2 separate regions of the Homo sapiens genome follow, and region 1 is linked to region 2. The links are chromatin contacts, found by Hi-C in ENCODE. All regions are on one chromosome and are shown on one strand. The core of a region is the stretch at or near the end of the contact, and the rest is flanking DNA. Distances in the headings are between cores, read along the strand shown. Region 1 overlaps AGFG1 (ArfGAP with FG repeats 1). Region 2 overlaps DOCK10 (dedicator of cytokinesis 10).

Region 1 (4,401 bases), core at 1,777-4,276, 2.5 Mb after region 2:
TGGTAAGGAAGTTTGAAACTATGTATTAGAGGAACATTTGCAGGAACCAAAAATGCTACTAGCTTAAAGAAGAAAAGATTAGACAGTGGGGGAGCTGTACACATGATCACTGTCATTGGGTAATTTAAGGCATTGGGAGAGGTAATACATTTATTTTTACGACTCTAGGGGGAGATGCAACACCAGTGTTTGTAAGTTATGGAGAAACAGTGTATGTTCAGAAAAGGAAAGAGGAATTTTCCTTGTAATTGTCAGATTCCAAAAATTCTTGTCTTTCCATATTTCTTATTTTATTTTATTTTATTTTTGAGATGGAGTCTCACTCCATCTCCCAGGCTGGAGTGCAGTGGCGCCAACTCAGCTCACTACAACTTTCATCTGTCAGGTTCAGGTGATTCTCCTGCCTCAGCCTCCCTGGTAGCTGGGATTACAGGCATGAGCTGCAATGAACTTCCTTCAATATGATCAGATGCATCAGCTACTTTTTTTTTTTTTTTAACTGTTTCTGGGTACTTTTATAATCTTCTGCTCTGGAAATGCTGCTGTCTAGGCCTGCTGTGCGGCTCTCATACCAGAACTTTTCTTCTATCTTCATTCTGGAAATTCCCTTCACTTGTAACCTATGTTAGATGCTCTGTTTCCAGGACCCCCAACATTTCCGTTAGCCTCCTGATGAAAGGTGAATGAGAGGTCATTTTTGAAAGCCACAAAGCTGAAAATGTTTTATTCTGCCTTCTTTTTAAAAATTAGTTTGCCTACATTCACAAAGGTGAAAATACTTTACCCTTGGAACTTTCAATATATTGCTTAGTTGTCTTCAAACCTTCAGTGTTGCTGTTGAGAAGTCTGATGCTATTCTTATTACTGAGTCTTTCTGACCCACTTCTTTTCTTCCCTCTTTTGGAGTATGTAAGATCTTCTTTTCTTCCTGCTGTTCAGAACCTCATATTGAAGTATTTTGGTGTAGGTCTTTTGTTCAGTGTTTTAGGCTTTTTTTTTTTTTTTTTTTTTTTTGAATTTGTTTGGAAACTCACGCTTTTTATAGTGCAGACATATTTTCTCCAATCTTCTTTTTTGGGGAATATAAAAGCCTGTGATGCCACTGTTCTGGGAACCAAGTTGAGGGAGGTGACTGTCATTCTGTGTGTTTGATCTTAGATAATCCTCCAGCTTTCCACATGGTCCCTAACAAGAGTCTTCAGCAGTGTCTTGAGTTTGAAGTCTCTGTGGTATAACCTCTTTAAAACTTTCCTTCAGACTTCCCACCTAGGGCTGGTGGGAGTATGCTTTTGGCTGTTAAGGAACTGGAGAGTCTAATGATTTCTGACCCCACTTTAAGCCCTCACCTGTATCCAGTTCCTTCAGTAAATCTTGATATGTCCTGTGGTGGGAATCAGTTTCCAGTTGGCTTCTCCCACCTTTGCAGAAGCTTCTGTTTTGGCTTTCTCCATAAAGTCACTTACTGCTGGTATTTTGTTTTTAAATCTTCCAAATTTTGTTATTCAAGAACTGTCGTGTGCTTTTGGACTCTTCTCTTGTTCTCTGACGCTCTGTTTATTTTAATTTTTGTGGGCACATAGTAGGTGTATGTATTTATGAGGTACACAAGATAGGAGTTTTGATACAGGCATGCAGTATGAGATAAACACATCATGGTAACCCTCTGTCTCTTGTGGGTTAATACCTTCTTATTCCTTTACTGTCATTTCGTTGTGGGTTTGGGCATGTGAAGAGATTTAGATTTTGTCCACTACTTTTTTTTTTTTTTTTTTTTTTGAGACAGAGTCTCGCTGTTGCCCAGGTTGGAGTGCAGGGGCGCGATCTCTGCTCACTGCAAGCTCTGCCTCCCGGGTTCACGCCATTTTCCTGCCTCAGCCTCCCACGTAGCTGGGACTACAGGCGCCCGCCACCTTGCCCCGCTAATTTTTTGTATTTTTAGTAAAGACGGGGTTTCACCATGTCAGCCAGGATGGTCTCGATCTCCTGACCTCGTGATCTGCCCGCTTCGGCCTCCCAAAGTGCTGAGATTACAGGCGTGAGCCACCGCACCCAGCCTTGTCCACTACTTTTAACTAGAATGCCTTAATTAGGTTTAAGTCATAACTTGAATATTATTTTTTAGATGCTTGCTCTAAGTGTTACAAGGACCTTATGGTGTAGTATTTGTGGCTTTCCCAGAAACTCAGAATAACAATAGGGATTTATATCATGCTTATTATTATATATAGAAAGCTAAATATATTCAGTTTTTTAATGTTGGACTCTGGATAGACGAATATTTTGGACTAGCCAACATATACGGTGTCTTGGCATCAATAGTTTGTAGATTTGATAACCTACTAAAGGCACCTTCCTTCCATCTGTTCTAGATTTTAAATGTATAATTTTATGCTATGAAACATATGTAATATTTTTAGTAAATAACTAGGATGGGCTAGATCTAAATGTCAACTTTATTACTTTCTGCCAGTATTATTGGCAACTACATAAACTTCCACAGGTTATTAAAAATATTTTTACCAGCTTCTCCCACAGCAGGAGAAAAACAATTAATAAAACTAACTAAATAAGCTTTCCTACTTACTCATCCAGCACAGATTGTTATTTGAATTGAACAAATGGTTATTTGCAAGATTGTTTGAGGCCTAGTTAAGAGCAGCACACTGATGGACATATGGAATGAGCCACACCATCTGGTTACAGTCATACCTGGGTGGTGGTCATTAAAACTAAATCTCCTGGGGATCTGCAGATGTCTTAATTATACTACAAAAATGTATTGGGCTGCACCAGTAGGCTACTTTGAACTTCTTGAAACCAGTTAACTTGCAAACATGTTTTCAAGATATCAAAACTGCAGTTATTGAGTCTTTTTTTTTTTTTTTTTTGCACAAAACTGAAGACTTAAAATGTGTATTTGAGGATCTGGAATGGGTGGTACTTCAGTATTGGCCCCATGAAAGTAATGTGGTTTACTTACCCAACACTTTCATCCAATAGTTATGACTAATATGACAGAAAAGTGTTTTATAAACCCTGAATTCACCCTGTAGCTAGAAGGGCTTTAGCAAAAAAGGGAAGTGACCTCAGGTTCACATCTTAAAAATACTTGTTTTGATTCACTGCAGGATTTTATTCACTTAAATGATCAAATTTGGTAGGTGAAGATAGTCTGCTAATGATAAATTTAATTACTCTAAAAATTGTGGTTACTATAGATACTAACACGAAATCAGGACTACAGTTTTTTTATTTCTTGACATACGTTATAATTTTTTGGTATGCAGTTCTGTGAATCTTAACATATGTATAGATTCATATAGCCACCACTCAAATTAGAACATGCAAGTTTTCCATCACCCCAAAAAACTTTTAGCCCTTGTTTTTACTGTACTCCTGGCAATTACTGATCTGTTCTCCAACACTGCAGGTTTTGTCTTTCCAAGAATGTTGTGTAAATGGACTCATAACTTTTCTAGATTGCCTTTTTTCACTCAACATATTATCTTTAAGATTAATCCAAGTTAGTTGTTGTTTATCTTAATAGTTTGTTCCTCCTTGTTGCTAAGTAGTATTCCATTGCTTGTTTGTTTTTCCATTTTCTGTTTGAGGAGTTTCTAGTTTTTGATATATATGAATGGAAATGCTGTAAATGTTTATGCTCAAGTTTTTGGGTGAACGTAAGTTTTCATTTCACTTGGGTAAATATCTAGGGCTAGGTTGTATGGCACATGCATGTTTAATTAAAAAATTGGCCAAGTTTTTTTGGTTTTGTTTTGATTTTTCCCTTTTACTTGTGGAATTCCGTTTTCTTTTTTTTATTATACTTTAAGTTTTGGGGTACATGTGCACAACGTGCAGGTTTGTTACATATATATACACATGCCATGTTGGTGTGCTGCACCCATTAACATTAGGTATATCTCCTAATGCTATCCCTCCCCCCTACCCCCACCCTCCATTTTCTTTTATGGTCACAATTGAAATTGTACTATTGATATTAACATTCCAGAGTTAATCAGTATTTTAATCTTCTGTTAATACAAGGTCTTTAAAAATACAAAGTAGTTTCATTTAAGTGGTGTTTCTTTTTTTTTGAGACGGAGTTTTACTCTGTGGCCCAGGCTGGAGTGCAGTGGCGTGATCTCGGCTCACTGCAACCTCTGCCTCCCAGGTTCAAGTGATTCTGCTGCCTCAGACTCCTGAGTAGCTGGGATTGAGGACTGCCACCACACCTGGCTAATTTTTCTATTTTTAGTAGAGATGGAGTTTTAACCATGTTGGCCAGGCTGCTCTCGAACTCCTGATCACAAGTGATCCACCCGCCTGCTGGGATTAAGATTACAGGTGTGAGCCACCGCGCCTGGCTCATTTAAGTGTTATTGTTGGTAAACATATTAT
Region 2 (4,247 bases), core at 92-2,591:
GCCACCTGATGATCAACCTTAATTTATGACTGCAAAGTCCCTTCACAGCTGTACGAAAATTCATGTTTGAATAATCAGGCAGTCTGGAGGGGACGTCTTTAAAATACAGTCTACTACGTCTTATTCTCGAATTTTGTATGCGTGTGTTTTAATTTTAACATCAAGGATGTACTGAGAAGAAGGTGTAGATGAGAAAGACACTTGGCCTTTGGTTGTGGTTTCCACTGACCACTGAGATCCAGGTTGCAATGGGACTAAGAAATGAGTGGGAGGAAATGGAAAATTGGCTTCTAGATCATTTACTGGAAAATACTGGCAGTGAAATACAGGTGAGAAGTCGAAATAAAGGTGAGAAGTCGAATGGCACAGGAGAGCTCAACAAAGTTGGAAGAAAGGAAGAAAAATAATGGTGGAGGAAAGGCAGCAAACAAAGTCAATATACTATGTGAAAGTCCTTTTTAAATGCTCAATTATGTTATTTTTTTTTTTTTTTTTTGAGACGGAGTCTTGCTCTGTCGCCCAGGCTGGAGTGCAGTGGCGGGATCTCGGCTCACTGCAAGCTCCGCCTCCCGGGTTCACGCCATTCTCCTGCCTCAGCCTCCCAAGTAGCTGGGACTACAGGCGCCCGCCACTACGCCCGGCTAATTTTTTGTATTTTTAGTAGAGACGGGGTTTCACCGTTTTAGCCGGGATGGTCTCGATCTCCTGACCTCGTGATCTGCCCGCCTCGGCCTCCCAAAGTGCTGGGATTACAGGCGTGAGCCACCGCGCCCGGCCTATGTTATGTTTTAACATGCTCAATTCTAACTATTTTCAGTTAGATAGGCTATCCAATCCGGAAATGGCATCATCACTGAATCTAAGCAACCGGGGGGCAGAAACCTGGCTTTCATTGACAATGCATTTGAATCCATTCCATTAAAATGGCCCCAAAAGTACCATTAGGAATTTAGAGTAACAGAAACATAGTGCTTAAGATTTAGACACATGTACATGATGACAGGATTCACAAGTCCTAAATTGAGCAATTGGTAAGGCACCTCCTATTCATTTCTTCCCACTTCAGTTATTACTTCCTTATTACATTTTATCTTTATTCCAAGTTTTTTAACCTGTTGAGCTTTTTGGCATTTGCCATTGATTACTTCTTCATTATCGCAGAATGCTTGGATAATTCATTTTATTTTTTTCTCTTCCATTTCCAGTAGATTTCCCCATTTGCCTGCAGGTTAGTTTGCTGCACAGCCTTTCTGTCATAGGAAAAACAAGACTGGTCCATGGTGCATCTGCAGGCTCAGCTCAACCAGTGTACACCCTGCTTAAAGGAAGTAAAGCAGCAAGTATCTACTTCCTCCTTCACTGTGGTCTCTCCTGAGCCTCAGCCCTGCAGAAGAGCTCTTAAAGTTAGTGGTACTCAGGCTCACTGCTTCCTGCTAGAAAGGTCAACCCAACTGAGCAGCTCCAAGTTACCAATGAGAGTAGACTTGTCTGGGGGAGTTTAAATGAACACGACAAAACCTCGTATTTCTAAACGTACAGTTTTCAAAGTGGACAATGTCTGTGAAATATAGGTTGGGGCAAAGGTAACTGCGGTTTTTGCGATTATTTTTAAAATAGTGGTTTTTTAAAATGGCGCTACTAAAAATGATGGCAAAACCCACAACTACCTTTGTGCCAATCTAATCGTATACAGTATTTAGAAATTTCTTGGAAAATAAAGGGTGCTGTGCACATGAGTGAGAATGTAGATGAGCCAACAATAACAGAGACTGCAGTTTGTGGGTGTGTGGTGCATGTGGGAGTCTGTGTGTGCAGAGTGTGTGTGTGTGTGTGATGCATGCTTATTGTGTGTGTGGGGTAGATGTTGTGCATTTGCTGTGTATGTCTGTACAGGTATATAGGCATAAAATTATCTTGATTGCATTAAAATAACATAGTACTCCAATTATAGCCTTTCAGACAGGTATAAAGTTGTAATATTTGTTCACAGTACTGAATTTCAATAGGTTAGAAGGTGAAAATTCTCATTTAGAGAATTCTCATCAAATCAGAATTTGATGGGAGAGGGGTTTGGGTAGGTAAGAAATTCATTTCTTACAGAGTTTACAGAGCCCATCTTAGAATCTAACAGCAAACAGTGAAGGAGTTATACTTTTTCAATAGTGGACTTCATCACTGGTCAGAGATATCCATTTCCAGAAAAAAATTATAGTCCAGAGATATGTATATATCTTACCAATAAGTATCTTAGTGTGATATTTAGAAAATAAAATACATTGATTTTAGGGTTTATTATTTTCTGAATTTCCTGTTGGGCATTTAGTTAATCACCCTTTTTGAAGTTTTTGATTTTTTTTTGCTAAAGGCATCCAACTGTCTTCGAGAAGTCATGTGTATTTTAATATTTCCAGCTTCAGCCTGCTCTGCTGTTGAAAATGGGAAATCTCTAAGGGACAAACATTTATTCTTATGGAGACAAAACTCTAACTCACATGCCCTTGCCTCCATCCTCAGAAGCCAGGGCATAACAATAATGACAATGACAACAACAAAAATACCACAGCTAGCTCATAGCATTTCTAAACATGTTTCATACAAATATATATGCCTGGATTGATACTGCTCTTTACAAAGGCATGCAGCTAATTCTCACCTAGAATACAGTGTTCTTTTCCTATTAAAAAGTAATCAACTCCAAAGCAATATATTTTTCATTATACTATTTTTCCTCTACCTTTTAAAGAAAATGAAAAGCATTCCGAGCTGAAGCAGATTTCTTCCACAAATGATCAGGTGAAGACACACAAATACAGCCTCCAAGAAGATGAGGCTGAGGAGATCTGAATCAATGCAGTTATCTTTTTATCTTATAGGGACTGTTTTCCAATTGCATTTTCCCTAGAGACAGAGGTATCCTGTCTGCTTGCTGGCTTGGAGCCTACTCCAGCTTCCCACTACTGGCAAAATTAACTACAGACCAATGTTATTTCCTTTAAAATAAAACAAGCACCTAAAATTGCCCTCCTGTAGCCATTCAAACTACTCATTACCTTGCTTTCAATATGAATGTCACTCACTGTTTAATAATTACCCTGAAAAGCACATTGTATGTAAGTTTTGTGGGGAGACTAAGGTCTTTCAAATCTGTAAAGCTCTAATGGAAAAATTGGTCAATTTATGGAATACCACCATTACATATGCTTTATTCTTGTGGCTGTCTTTTTACTGCAGAAGGATTTGTCTTTATAAATGGAAGGCAATAAAGCATTATTACCTAAGCAATTTTGAGAAGGAAACTAATTGTCATGTAAATGCCAATTGCTGAGTGTGAAGGCAACCAGATATCTAGACCAACAATTTATTGCTAGTGGATCAGATTGTTAGCCTAGGTACAATCCCTGTAACCCAGTCGACTCCACAAACCACTTATTTAATGGCACCGTAATGCATTTGTGTCTTTTAAGGCCTCCACCAGGAGATAAAGCTAATACAATACTTTGATTTAAGTGTTTAATGCCTTGCATTGTGGAAATTGGAGAATAATGGTAGGGTCTTGGGTTTGCAATCAAGAACTTTGTGTTTTGCAGATAACTAATTGTTGAATTTCCTTTATTTAGTTGTGCACACTGCAGTAAATTCTTGACATTTTGAAGTCCAGTAGTTAAGGTCCCCAATTAAAGGGCAAATTAACCTCTGGGTATGTGTTCTGCACCTCACTAGGTAAACAAGAAGAACTGAAATAGCAGAGAAACAAGAATTGGATACCTCTCATAAGGGCACCCATATGTATTTAATCTAGTTTATGAGAATGACTCTCTGTCAAACATTGTTCGTGTCTGTCCAGTGCCAGGAATCAATGATAAGAGAGAATTAGAACAGACTATACACAGTCCATGTGGGGAGATGATGGTACACATAAAACACAAAAGGCAGAAACGAAGTGACAAATGAAGAATATGGGTTGCAGCATCTGAAAACAAAGGAGAACATTGTGTTGGCCAAGGTGAAGCAGGATTTCTTCATACAAGCACTGAGACTTGATTTGGGACCTGGACAATAGTAGGACTTTGAAAGTTACTACTATAACCCCAAGAGAAGAGACTCTCCAGTGTTTGTAAGAATCACATGGATAAGTTGTTTAAAATGTGGATTCCTTGACCCTAACCAGGAGCTCAGTAGCTCTCATTTGGGGGGTTTAGTAATCTGGCTTTATAAAGACCATCCATTGGCGGGCACGGTGGCTCATG

Evidence for each region. Hi-C counts contacts between places; a loop is a spot of excess contacts on that map. Pooled maps may share reads with other maps.
Region 1: a pooled map shows a loop between it and region 2 (2.1-fold over the local background). The contact joins two enhancer-like sites. A Hi-C loop is called at or near these places in 2 of 50 pooled maps.

Annotation. Positions count from the first base shown.
Region 1 is chr2:227,480,110-227,484,510 of GRCh38, forward strand. The region is part of intron 1 of AGFG1 (ArfGAP with FG repeats 1); the gene reads left to right. Among named protein-coding and RNA genes, the nearest start is that of AGFG1, 10 kb to the left of the region's middle. Within about 2 kb of position 3,027, at least 4 of the 41 ENCODE cell types and tissues checked have a DNase peak (open chromatin) inside an H3K27ac peak, as active enhancers do.
Region 2 is chr2:224,952,115-224,956,361 of GRCh38, forward strand. The region is part of intron 1 of DOCK10 (dedicator of cytokinesis 10); the gene reads right to left. Among named protein-coding and RNA genes, the nearest start is that of MIR4439, 56 kb to the right of the region's middle. RefSeq lists a silencer at 1,358-1,407. Within about 2 kb of position 1,342, at least 9 of the 41 ENCODE cell types and tissues checked have a DNase peak (open chromatin) inside an H3K27ac peak, as active enhancers do.